Linked DNA regions of Mus musculus: region 1 is linked to region 2. The links are chromatin contacts, found by Hi-C or POLR2A ChIA-PET in ENCODE. All regions are on one chromosome and are shown on one strand. The core of a region is the stretch at or near the end of the contact, and the rest is flanking DNA. Distances in the headings are between cores, read along the strand shown. Region 1 holds the start of Eppk1 (epiplakin 1). Region 2 holds the start of Puf60 (poly-U binding splicing factor 60).

What was found. A loop is a pair of places that touch in the nucleus more often than their neighbours do. ChIA-PET counts read pairs that join two places held with the same protein, here RNA polymerase II (POLR2A).
Region 1: a map of CH12.LX shows a loop between it and region 2 (2.1-fold over the local background). The contact joins the promoter of Eppk1 here to the promoter of Puf60 in region 2. A Hi-C loop is called at or near these places in 2 of 37 maps with a recorded cell type or tissue (CH12.LX and v-Abl transformed pro-B cells). POLR2A ChIA-PET finds 5 or more read pairs at or near these places in 3 of 5 experiments (Patski and embryonic stem cell).

What each region holds. Positions count from the first base shown.
Region 1 is chr15:76,115,522-76,122,014 of GRCm38, reverse strand. It overlaps Eppk1 (epiplakin 1), which reads left to right and starts at 1,820. Exons shown (of 3, transcript NM_144848.2): 1 at 1,820-2,906. It overlaps BC024139 (cDNA sequence BC024139), which reads left to right. Exons shown (of 16, transcript NM_001142968.1): 10 at 267-409; 11 at 489-591; 12 at 852-1,145; 13 at 1,332-1,556; 14 at 1,677-1,761; 15 at 1,879-2,012; 16 at 2,186-2,498. The coding sequence ends at 2,269. Gm52196 (a long non-coding RNA gene) reads right to left here and starts at 3,956. Exons shown (of 3, transcript XR_003951574.1): 1 at 3,766-3,956; 2 at 3,319-3,443; 3 at 2,867-3,238.
Region 2 is chr15:76,078,216-76,084,320 of GRCm38, reverse strand. Puf60 (poly-U binding splicing factor 60) reads left to right here and starts at 3,375. Exons shown (of 12, transcript NM_028364.2): 1 at 3,375-3,471. The coding sequence starts at 3,448. Gm48952 (a long non-coding RNA gene) reads right to left here and starts at 1,795. Exons shown (of 2, transcript XR_003951572.1): 1 at 1,682-1,795; 2 at 1-695.

The sequences.
Region 1 (6,493 bases), core at 571-3,070, 39 kb before region 2:
GGACCTTGCTGGCTTTCTTCACCTTGCTCTGAGCATCAGCACAATGTGGGGTGTGGCTGCCCTCCCTACACTGAAGAGGCCTAGGGGTAGAAGGACTGGGCCAGCATGTGTGGTCCTCTTGCTAAGGTGATGAACAGTGCAAGGCACTAGATGAACAGAGTAAGGGAGAGGGCTCAAGATCTGAGACCCACGGAGGCAAAAAGACTTTGCCCTTCAACTTTTCCCGCTCTGAAAACCGATAGTACATCAGGCTACTCTGACGGCAGGAGTTCCTGTGGGAACAGCAAACCCTGGCAGTGTCATGGCTAGGAAGGAGAGGAGCTGCTGACTATGGGAGCACCTGCCACTTGGGCCTGCTGATGGACCTGCAGGGCTGCCGGGCTGCCATGTCTAGCCCCTCCTGCGAGAGGTGAGCCTGCTCACCAGCTGCTCCCACCCCACTCACACTGGCCCTCTACCCTGCTCATGGCTGTTCATCTCTTCTCCAGGATACACACCCTGGAAGGGGTGCTGCTGCTTGTGGGCCACCTTGTAGAGAAGTTGGTCTTGTGCCCCCATAGACTGAGCCAAGCGGAACCCTTGGGGATCAAGGTGGGACCAGTGGCCAGAGGCTCTGGCCTGTACTGTAACTGTGTAGCAATCCAGGGTTAGCCTATTGATACTGGACACATCTGTCCTTGAGCCACACCCTCTGTAAGACCATTTGGAGGTGCTGGAAGGCCTAAAGTGCTGGGCAGAACTTCTAAGAGGCTCTGGGGGATGAGGACGTTGGCTCAAGAGAGGTGGTGAAGTGGTGGGCAATTTTGGCATGGGGTCCTCCAAGTTCCCTAACATTTCCCCCTAATGCATAGGTGGTACAAGCCCACAGCTTGTTAGAGGAGATGCCTCCGGCCCTCACCCCAAAGTACTGGACTCGAGCCCCAAGGGAGATACTGGCTTTGATGAGTCTTGACCAGGAGCCGCCTGGGGATCTGGCGAGTAGAGCTAAGGCTTGCCTCCTGGGGAAGATTCCAAAAGAACTGAGCTGGAGGCCATGGTGGTCAGAGGTCATGGAGAACTGGAGTCTTAGGAAGCCAGAGCATAGCAAGAGGAGCGAGGACAAAAGGGACCAGTGGGAACGGCTGGAACAGGGCCACCAGGTACAGGTAAGGGCAGATAGATCCATAGATCTGGGCACATGAAAAGGACTTGGTCTTACCTCCCAGCAAGGAGCCAACATACACCAGGGTCTTGTAAAGACACTATCTGTATTGACTTGGTCATAAAATAAAGTGGTCTGGGGTGTGCTTTGTACCCGAAGCCACAGGCAGCATTGAAACATTTCCCAGTAGGATCCTGCAGATAGCTTCCTGTCAACTGAGGAGCAGGACAGCGTGGGACAAGGCTGGCCTAGCTATAACTGGGGGAGACGTGGGCCTCTCCACAAGGTCTCCATCACATTCAAGCCAGGGCTCTCCAGTGGCCAGAAACAGCCCAATAGCGTGGTCAGAGCAAGAAACCCAGAAGGGTCAAGTGCATCAGGGGCCAGAGGCAGGCCCAAGGTCCAGGGAGCCTTGGTAAGCAGGTGTGAGTGTGGGCCTGTAACGGTGGGGAGGACAGAGCCCCAGGAACTGCCCCAACCCCTGTATTGAAGGCTTGGTGTCATAACCCCACTCCCCCCACCTCTGGCTCCATAGGCAGCTCGAGGAGCCATGATGGTTCGTGTTGGAGGTGGTTGGGCAGCTTTGGATGAATTTCTGGTCAAAAATGACCCAGTCAGAGGTGAGAGCTGGGGTAGGACAGGACATGTAAGTCATCAGGGTGTGGTGGTGGTGGTGGTGGATGGGCAGGAGAGGTGTGCCATCTGCTTTGGCCTAGCGACATGGGATCTCTGAGCAGCAAAGGGGAGAACCAGCCAGAAGATCCACGAAAGGTTCCTGTGCTGGACTCCTAGTGTGCCAGCCCCTGAGGTCATCACCCTGAGGCTCTGGACCTCCAACCAAATGGGCACTAACAGACCCCTGTCTCTGAAGGTGAGAGCTGGGATGGGCTTCAGAGCTAGGTCCTCCTGATGCTAGGTCCTCCTGATGCTAGGTTCTCCTGATGCTGGGTCCTTCAGATGGACTGAGGAACTTATTTGAGCCCCAGGGGGGTGGGAAATGTCAGGGAGCTGAATGGTGAGATGAAGCCTGGCCACCCCTTGCAGACAGGGCTGCCAATTGTCAAAGACCGCAGAGACTCCAGCTCCTACAAGGTCAAAACCTCAGAGCAGTCCACTGAGGAGCTGTGAAGACTCCAAGATCCAGAAGATAGGGACAGGAAACCGTGGCAGAGCATGCTCAGGGACTGAGCAGGAGCTTGGAGCACACAGAGTGGGGTTGGGTCTCTCACCAGGCTGGCCTCGAACTCAGAAATCTGCCTGCCTCTGCCTCCCAGGTGCTGGGATTAAAGGCGTGCACCGCCACTGTCCCGGCATGTCTCTCACTCTCAGCAATAAAGAGGAGTTTGGGGAACTGAAACTCTCTTTGGTGGGTCTTCATTTCCCTTGCAAACTTCATTCAAAAGCCACAGAGCCCATGTTGCTCTCCACTCCCAACCCAGAGCAGGCCCGCATTCTTTTTCAATGACTTGTAGTAGGGAGGGAGGGAGGGAGGGAGGAAAGGAGGGACTTTGCAACTCAACAGCCTCTCCCAGCTTGAGTTGCTCAGAGGTAGCCCTGCCCCATGCTTTAGTTTGTGTTCACCTGCCCACTCCACCTGTCCTGTGGGGTGCCCAACCTGGCTTTCAGCCCCGCCTACCGCCCTCAATGGGGAAGGGACTTGGGTCAACATAGGGAGGGGCCATGCCGATTTAAATGCTTGTGGCGCGGGGCTCCCGGCGTGGAGGGAGCGGAGAGACAGAGGACCGCGCCAGCCTTGTCACGACAGGTGAGGAAATGAGGGCAGTTTGGAGAACCGAAACTGAAAAGCTGTGGGAACCAGAGGCCAGCGGCCCCAGGCGGACTTAGTGAGGGGCTGCGGGACCGTTCTGGGCCCCATTTACCTGGGTCATCTGAGCTCAGATGGGAGGTGGGAGGCCCCTGAGTCTTGGGATCGTTCGGGAAACTGAGGACCCTGCCAGGCTGCTGTGCGGTCTCGCGAGGGTGTGGGTTGGTTTCTAGCAGATGTGTGGTGTGCTGTTTGGCCCTGCAGGTGCTGTAATCCTTGTCCATCTAGGGTGAGCAGCCATAGGGATATAGCCCTTGGGTGGTATCAAGATCCTTGGGAAGAAGAGGACGGGGTGGGGGGAGGGTCGGGGGGCAGGGCTGCGTCCCTACCCCCACTTGCTTATCATGCCAACCTTGGCACGAGGTCACTGACTCCTGGGGCCCTTCTTGATGCTGGTTTCAGTGGGGGCAAAGGCCAGATTTTCAGTCTCCATGTGCGCTGGGCTCCATGTGCCTGGCTTCCCAGTTCTGTTCTGATCTAGCACAGAGCAAGCAACAGTTGTAGCGGACCCTTGTGCCCATCCTTGTCCCTGCCTGGGGTGAGGGACCCACCCTTCAGTGTGGTGACAAAGGGTGTTCGATACCCCAGAAGTCCTGACTCTCTTTCCTCTTGGCACCTAGGGAATCCTGTGGTGGGCTTCAAGGGAGACAGGGAGAGCTTCATCTCTCGTAACTCTTTGCCTGGGGAATATGTGCTGCCTACCTTCCCCAGCCCCTTCATGACTTACTTATGCTGCTGCCCCAAAGCCCAGGACCCTGATTTTTTACCTTTATCAACACTACCTGGGTCTCCTGCTCACCTTGATGGAGCTCTCTGTACCCCTCGGACACCCTGACTTCTTGATCCATGTGTCTGGTTGTCTTCCCAGACAACCAACACGGATGCCAACTGTCTCCTCTTCTATCCTCCTGGGAAGAGGCGGGGCCCGGGGAGAGTCATACTAGGCCCAAGGTCACCCACAAGCCAACAGGGAGTGGCTGGTAACCACAGGCCAGCATCTTACACACTGGGACTCCTTCTCTCGGCCCCACCCCTTCCCCAGAGTCCCTGCTCTCTGGATCGCTGTCAGTGGCTTCCCACCCTGAATCTCTTCTTTGTTCGGGAAACCTGAGCCTGCTTGCTTAAAGTTTGTGTTGACTTCTCACTTAGGCCTTGCCTTTCCGTACAAAGCATGCTTGTCAGGGCTGGCTGTCCATGTCCAGGTCAGGAGCCACTCAAGAGCATGTCCTTCTGGCAGGGCTCTGTCCCAACTGTCATTCCAAGGCTCTGTGTTCCACCTTTTCTGGGCAGTGAACTGCTTGCCCTGGATTCCCCACCCTCATCTACCCATATTTCAGGGGACACCAGCCTCCACCACCCACGGGCCTCTCCTCTGTGTTCTGCCCTGTTGTGGGCACTGCCATGCATGATTTTCCCCCCAACTCAATGCTTTTAAGTAGGCAGCAAAGGTACCCAAAGCAATGCTGAGAAGCAGAGCCCAGAATGAGTGATTAGAGGTGGTCTTAGAGACTGCATAGAAGGGACAGAAGGCAGGTTGGTAGAGAGGCTGGTCTGCCATGCTGTCTAACTTGTGCCTGAAAATAGGCAAGTCTGGGCAGAACTCAGATGCAGTCTCTAGGATACCATTGAGTGCCTACTTGAGGAAGTACAGGAAAAAGAAGGTCTGGGGGATGGACCTGCCCCTATTAGAGTGGCTTTTGGGACTGGGTGTCTGTTATCTCAGCCAGTGTTCTAGAAAAAAACAAAACAAAACAAAACACTGACTCAGTACACACTGATGACTGGGGTCACTGGGGCGTGACCAGACCCCCCCTCCCTGGGAGTCTTCTATTTGGCCAGAGTAGCTGTACATTTTCATTTACCACATGGCTATGAGGACCACTACATCATGGTGTAGTGGCCACTTCCCTCCCTCCTATTCCCCCCCTAACCCCACCAGTCAGGTCTGCCCTCACAAGTGTTTTTCTATGGACCCTGGAACTCACTCTCCCTGTATATAGGCAACTGCTTCTAGGCATTGGTTTCCTGGGCCTGAGTAGCTCTTCTGGGACCCAGCACTATGGGAAATCCATGCTTTAGAATACTATGTCCTAGAGATGGTGCTCAGACTGCAGGGTGTCACCTGGACACAGAAGTCTAGGCTGTGCCTTTAGCCAGTGTCCCACACCCCATGTGACAGCCACTTATGTTTAGGCAATGAAAGGGGCCCTGGTCAGGTTCACTGACCTCTTGGCTTTCCCACAGTAAACACCTCCCTCTCCACAGCCAAGGAACTCCTTAGGTCATTCTTCCTAAAGACACGAGACAACCATAAAGAAGCTCTGTGGCCTCACCAAGCTGATGCAGGACACCAGTCACTCTCAGGCTCTAGGAACTGGCCCATGTCACTGCCGAGGCATGGTCAATGAGTGGCTGACCAGAGCTCTTCTCCAGGAGGGTTGGCCTGCCTTAGCTTCCTCTCATGGACCTGTTTCACTTAAGGTCCATTCTTGCCAAGGAGTTGGAGGCTGAGTGGCACCTGCACCCCAGGCACTTGACTTGGGTTCTTGTTCACACGTAGGTCTGTCAATAGCCCTGTCACCTCTTCTAGGGTTACCTGCTCTACTAATTCTTTTTGGAACTCTGTGTGGCTAGTCCCATTTGGCTACCCTCCTCTGGCTCCTCAAGTTGTCACTAGAACCTGGATTCTACTACTGTGTCTGTGGGCCCTACCCAGGGCCTGCAATCTAATGAATAAGTCCAGACTAGCCTGGGAGTCACAAGCAAACTGTCCATGCCTGGCTGCCTTCCTTAGAGAATCACAGCCTTTCACAGGCTCCAGAATCAGACTAGTTTATGTTTCCAAGGGTCCTTACCACCATGCTCTGACTGTCCTCTTGTTCTGGGAGCTCTTCTCCCTGGCCAACTTGATGCCTGGCCCCTGCCACCCTCTTGGGTTGGTTCCTGACTTCCTTTTGGGCCACTAGGCTGAGCTGTGGGAGACAATCGTTGGACCCTGCAGGAGGCAGGCTGACTATAAGGAGGAACATCCAAAGATACAGGGGCATTAAGGGCTTTGAGAGTTTGGGATGTACTAATGAAGACATTCTCCCCTAAGTTAAGCCCTGACCACCCTGACTTGGGATTCATCCTGGCCAATGGGTTCTACTCCATGTTGAGATTCACTGTTCTGGTTTGCGGTCCCTAACCAACCTAACTGACTGAGCCTTCCCTCACAGCTGTCCAACTGGTCACTCTCAGTCTTTTGTGCCCTTAACCCTTCCATCTTGTGTCTTATACTTTTTCCCCATGCCCCACCCTGTACCCCAAGAGCATATTCCCACCCTTGAAGAGCTGAGTGGTGGCCCTGATGCTGGCATCTTGGGCTCTGCCTGCTCTGTTGCAGGTTGGTGGTGGACACTGCTGACCCTATCCAGGTACCTGTCAGATTCTAACTGCTCAGTGTCTATTCTACCAGATCATGTGATGCCAAAGCCCGACTTATCATCCACAGAATAGGTTATGCACCTGCCTTGGCCATGCTGCCC
Region 2 (6,105 bases), core at 2,126-4,625:
GGGGTGTGTGTGTGTGTGTGTGTGTGTGTGTGTGTGTGTGTGGTGGTGGTTGTGGTGTGTGCCATAGCTTACAAGGAGGTCATACAGCAACCTGTACCTGTAGGAGTTAGTTTTTTTTTTTTTCTTCCCACCATTTGGGCTCAAGGGGTTGAACTCAGATTATCAGGCTTGGTGGCAAGTCCCCCTTAACTGCTGAGCCACTCCCCAGCTCTGCTCCTTACTTTCTGTTTGCCATTAATTCATCTGTGGGCTCCTCTCAATATTTAGGACCAAGCCCAACTGACTACCCTTCTCTTGCTGGATCTCCACTGAGTGAGCCTGCTGCCTCTTCCTGTGTTGTGGTTCAGTCCTCAGTGTGGGCTGCCCTGCACCAGGATCTGTCCGCATGCCTCTCTCTCCTCTCCGGGACCCATGCATTCCTCTTCACTTACCCCCACTTGAAGCTTCCCAGAGAAGAATGGATGAGAAATTATGGAATCTTTGCCTGTTTATCCTTATTCGAATCTTAGACGTGTGAAACTGTGAGAAGTTTGTTTAGCTGAAAGCATTCTCTCCTCAGGACTTAAGGGTGTCATGTTACATTCTTCTAGTTCCAGGAATTGCCATGCTTCGGAATTCTGACCTTTTGTGTAAGAGCTCTTCTGTTTCTCCTCATTCTTTCTTTGCCTAGTGTTTTGGAAATTATCAGTGACCTGCTACAGTAAAAAAAAAAAAAAAAGAAAAAGATGACATTTTCTTGAATTGTTCATTGATTTCTCTCCTGTCTCCTAGATAAATTATTGAGATGTTGAATTTGTATTTTCTATTGTTTTACATTTGTTTACCAGGTGGTTATGGGTAAGCACGGGCAGGAGCTAGCTGCTCTGAGAGGGCTCAAGGGCAGAGTGAAGACTTTTTTCTTTTCTTTTTTTAATTTAATTTTGTTTTGCTTTCAATCACAGTTTCCTCTTCCACCCCTCCCAGCTCCCCCTCCCCCATCACACCCACTCTCCTGTTTTCCTTTAGATAAGAGCAGGCCGCCCAGGGATCTCAGCCCAACACAGCATAACAAGATGTGACAAACCCTCATATCAGGGCTGGATGAGGCAACCCAGGAGGTGAAAAGGGGTCCCAAGAGCGGGCAAAAGAGTCAGAGACACCCCCATTCCCATGGTTAGGAGTCCCATAAAACACCAAGCTAACAACCATAATATTTATGCAGAGGAGCTAGCATAGGCCCTGTGAGGCCAGCTTAGCTGATTCTGTGGTTACAAATCTCCAATTTTAGGCTCCGTTTGGCTGTGGGTCTCCGCATCTGTTCCATCAGCTGCTGGCAGGGGTACATAGAATCACACTGGAGGCAGAGACAGGTGGATCTGAAAGTTTAAGGCCAACCTGATCTTTTTTTTTTTTTTTTTTTTTTTTTTTTTCTGAGACAGGATCTCCCTATATAGTCATGACTATCTTGGAATTTGCTTGGAACTCAGTGGAAAGGTAGACCAGCAGGGCCTCCAACTCACAGAGATCCACCTTGCCCATGCTTGGAACAGGCACTCAGAAGCAGTGCTTGTTAAAAACCATTGACTCTTCACTTTTGACTCACAAGATACCTAAAGCAGCCAAATACTGTCATCATGCAGTCTGATCTCTGGCTAGTTCTAGAGAAGACAGATTCAACATTTCAGAGTTTTTATCAGCTTACCAAAGATTTTTCTGAAAAGCAAGGTCCATCACTATCAGAGGGTGGTGCCTGGGGTTCCCCCTGGTGGTGGTGGTGAGACCCAGCCCACTCAACATCCTGTGTGTGTGTGTGTGTGTGTGTGTGTGTGTGTGTGTGTATTTTCAGAGTCTCTAGTGGGCCCATCTAATTCTAATTCTTGAAGAATATTGGCCAATGTGATTATCGCTTGTTTTCTTGAAACTTTCAACTTTATGGGTTTTCTGTTTTGTGTTTTGAGACAGGATCTCTCTATGTAGTCTTGGCAGTTGCTTGGAACTACTTGGAAAGGTAGACCAGGTTGGCTTCCAATTCACAGAGCTTCTCCTTGCCCCTGCCTCTGGAGTGCTGGGATCACAGGTATATGCCACCACACATAGCTCAACTTTATTTTTCAACTTATCGAATCGCTCATTTGCAGATTTTGTTTTGTTTTTTTTTGGGGGGGGGGTGTTTTTCCAGACAAGAGTTTCTCTGTGTAGCCCTGGCTGTCCTGAACTATGTAGACCAGGCTGGCCTCGAACTCAGAAATCTGCCTCTGCCTCCCAAGTGCTGGGATTAAAGGAGTGCACCACCAACACCTGGCCGTTTTAATTTTTCTCTTTTTTAAATGGGGAAATCTAAGTTCATGATCTTTATTTTCTTGTTTGGGGGATGCAACATCTTTAGGTATCTTCCATTTCCTTTGTTGTCTTGGTTTCTTTTCATGCTCTTCTGCTTGGTGATTCTGGCTGGCCACTTTTGCTTAAGAGTGAGATGCTAAGCTGGGTCTCAGCGCTTCGTTCCCAGGAGGAGCTAATCTCCAGGCACTGTTGGCAGAGCCAGAACGACTAGTAACCTGTATTAGGGATAGAAGTCTGGAGGCACCTACTTTTTTTTTTTTTTTTTTTAAACTATCTGCACATTTTCGGAGAATTCAAGACACAAGCATCACACACCAGCCTGCTAAGGCCCTCCCCTGGCTCCCCAGCATTCCACTTCTCTGCCCACTTAGGTTTGCTTTCAGTAGAGCTTTTTCCTGTTTAAAGGGGGTACCGAGGGGGAGGAAAATATTCTGCCATGTTTTGCTAAAGATCTCTATATTAAAGTCTGAAAACCCGAGGGGTGGAAAACGAGAATGGCTATCCGGTGGAGTTTGAAGGTGCCTGAGCTTACAGATGTGGTTGGTGCCTTGCAGGCAGCCTTACGGCCACAAAGCCCAGATGAACTACATATTTACACATAGCTCAGGACTTGGGGACTAACGTACACATTTATGCCCACAGGACAATAACCACAGGACAGGCTGGGGAGCCATCTTTTGGGGGCCATCTTCGTGTCAACGGCTATTTTCTCACTAGGAAAGAGACCATATTTCAAAATGAATGAGGATTCCTGACTTTAGATGGACAATGCAAAGGACGATGCATCAGTCTTTTTGTCTTCTGTCTCCGCAGTCTACGAGCTTTCAGCGAGTGGACTCAACTAAAATAGGGTGGTAGGAAAAGAGGCAGACGGAACTGACTCAAAAATGTCGACCCCCCCCCCCCCCGACCAGGGGAGGGCTCTCCGGGTCGCCACTCCAAAACCCCGGCCCGCCCCGTCCTCCTCCGGTACATTAACGGCCTGCTCCGCCCCGGAAATGCGTTTCGGTCTCCGCTCTCGTAGCTATGCCGTACGTCGCGAGATTTCCGCGTCCGACGCCCAGATCGCGCGAGACTGCGGAGGGAGCTGATGCTTGTGGCGCGCGCGGCGGCCGCGACGGACGCAAGATGGCGACGGCGACTATAGCTCTCGTAAGTGAGTCCCTCGCGGCCAGGGGGCGGCCCTCAGCTCGGAGGAGTGAGTCGTCGGCTGGGACAGGGTGCGGAGGGGACCCTGGGTGCGCAGCGGCCCGACCCGGACCTCGTACGGACTTTACCGTGGTCCCCGGCACGCGGGGCGGAGGCGGAGCGGGAGCGCGCGGCTGCGGCCACGGCTGGGGCTCGACTGCAGCTTCCGGCTCGAGGACTCCAGTTTCCGGCAGCTGGGCGGGGTGGGCCGGCCGCGGAGCTGCCCTGCTGGATCCCCGCGGGGCGGTCCTGTCTGCCGAGACTGGGCGACAACTGTCTAGGCGTCCGGTGGCATTAGGGTGTCCTGGTGCCTGCTCCAGACCCGCGCGGCTACGCCCCGTGTTGGGGACGCGGAAGGGGCGGACCCGTTAGCATTTGCTCTGCGCCATGGTGCAGAGACGAGGGTTTCCCGTTCCGTTAACACGCAGGAGGGGAAGAGCATCTCTCCCAACCCCCATTCCCCTCCACACCTTTCAAACAGCCATTCTGTCACTGCCTCTGTGGGGAACCCGACAGCCGGTGCCTGCCTCGGTCACTGGTCCGGGTGGGCATCATAAGACTTTGCTAACCCCCTTGTCTTGGGCTGGACGCTCCAAGGGCTGAACTTGGTTCTGCCCTAGTCAGTCGGGAATGTTCCTTGAATGGCTACCACCAGGAGTTCCTTCAGGGACTATTTATCTCTTGGACCTAACCCCACTGCAATCCAGACTTTTGTTAGCCGCCACCCTCACTCAGAGGGGATGAAGCAAGGGCTGAGACCACTTAAGCCCTAGGTGCCTGGAGGCCAGCCGTAGGGTAGGGTCGAGTAGAGTACACACAGGCTGCCATTCCTCAGCCTTAGCTGGGAACTGCACCTTCATAATGGGAGAGGGGCACTTGCTCCAGCTTGTGAGGGGTGGATCTAGTATGTCTTGCTCACATCAGGGCTAACTTCAAAAGAAAAAAAAAAAAATTCCTGCTTCCGCTGCTTGACGCTATTGGTGTAAATGGTCTTTTCGGAAAGACAACCAGAGAGTTGAGGAGTTGATGACTGCCCTTAGGTGGCTGTCAGATGATAGAAGAAAGGGTGAGGGCAGAGTATAAAATACTTTAAACAGCACTGGAGGAGAGTGGATGCCTCATTTCTGGGTAGCCCCTGTTGTTCATGCAGACTGAAAGGTTAGCGCGATGCTAGACAGATAGTGTCATTATTGAGATGGTCTCGAGCAGTAAGTCTCACCACTGAAGCCGTCTTTGCCAGCATTTGACCACAAGGCCCCCGAGAATTGTCTCTCTCTCTCTCTCTCTCTCTCTCTCTCTTTCTCTTGTTTTGCTGCATCCACAGTGCTCAGTACAAGCCTGGCTACCCAGGAAGTAGCACTACACCCTGTGAAGGGACCTGAACAGATGGAAGACAGCGTCCTTCAGCCAGTCCTATTCTTGGGGTCTGGCACTGCTCTCAATGGTACTAATGTTGCTAGAACCTGTGGCTTACTTTCCATATGCAGACTTAAGGGACTTCATGGAAATTGATTCCATAAATCTTCGCTGCTGCCTGAGAAATAGGCCATGCCCCTGCACAGGAAGAGCCTCAGGACTAGATTTTAGGTGATTTGCTCAGGGTATTTAATATGTTGTGTAATGGAAATAACTCTTTATTCTGAGCTGGTGAAGGGCAGAGCTTGGCTTGCGTACCTGAGACACTCAGCAGCAAATAAATCCCTCAAGGGACCTCCCCCTCTCTGGATGCACCATGGCTGAGGTACACATTAGTGACCAGCTGTGATAACAAGTGATAGTTTCTCTAGGCTCTCCCAGTGACTGGTTAGAACAGAATTTTAGACTCTGTATGGGAGAACTTTCTGCGGAGGTAAATGGGCTAAATTGGGTGGTTTGTCCACAAGTGAGTGCTCTCTGGGATTGTGCGTATGCATTGCATTGTGTGCTGCTTTCAGCACTATTCCTGTCCCTGGGAGACTCATTTGGAGAGGCAGGAAGTTATGAGTGTGCCCCAGGGTCACCATTCTCACTGGTGTCTGGCTGGTGCCTGAGGCATGCTTTTACAGTGGGTGTTGAGAAGCAGCCTCTGTTGAGTGGATGCCTGTACCACTGGAGTCACTACTTTAGTGTTCTCTGGGATATCATTTCTGAGTCACAATGGAGCAAAGACAGTAGTACACACTCAGGTTGGTAGCACCAGGAGGAGCTCTGTGTATAGGCTGTGTCAGCCATAGTTCCCAGTTCCATCACAAGGTCTTCACAGAGCATTATGTTATGCTGCTGCCAGTTCCGCCTTCAGTAGCCTGATGACCTGAGAGACTTTGTCCAAATTGCCAGCATTTGGCTTTGTTTCTAAGAATGGACACAACCATCTTTTGATACTTGTGGAGCATGTAATTTAGCTGATGGTAGGGTAAGCACAGTCTTCTGTTACTACAGTCTTCTGAGAAGTTGGGGTAGGTTTTAGGGCCTCCATCACATCACCCCACTATTTACCTACCTCTACCTGGGGTCTAGCCGGTGGCAGGGACCACACCACAGGATGCTAAGAGCTCCATCTCCTGAGGGCTGCCTTGGGACAAGGGACTCTGTCCCTTCTGATGGTGAGAGCCAAACTCT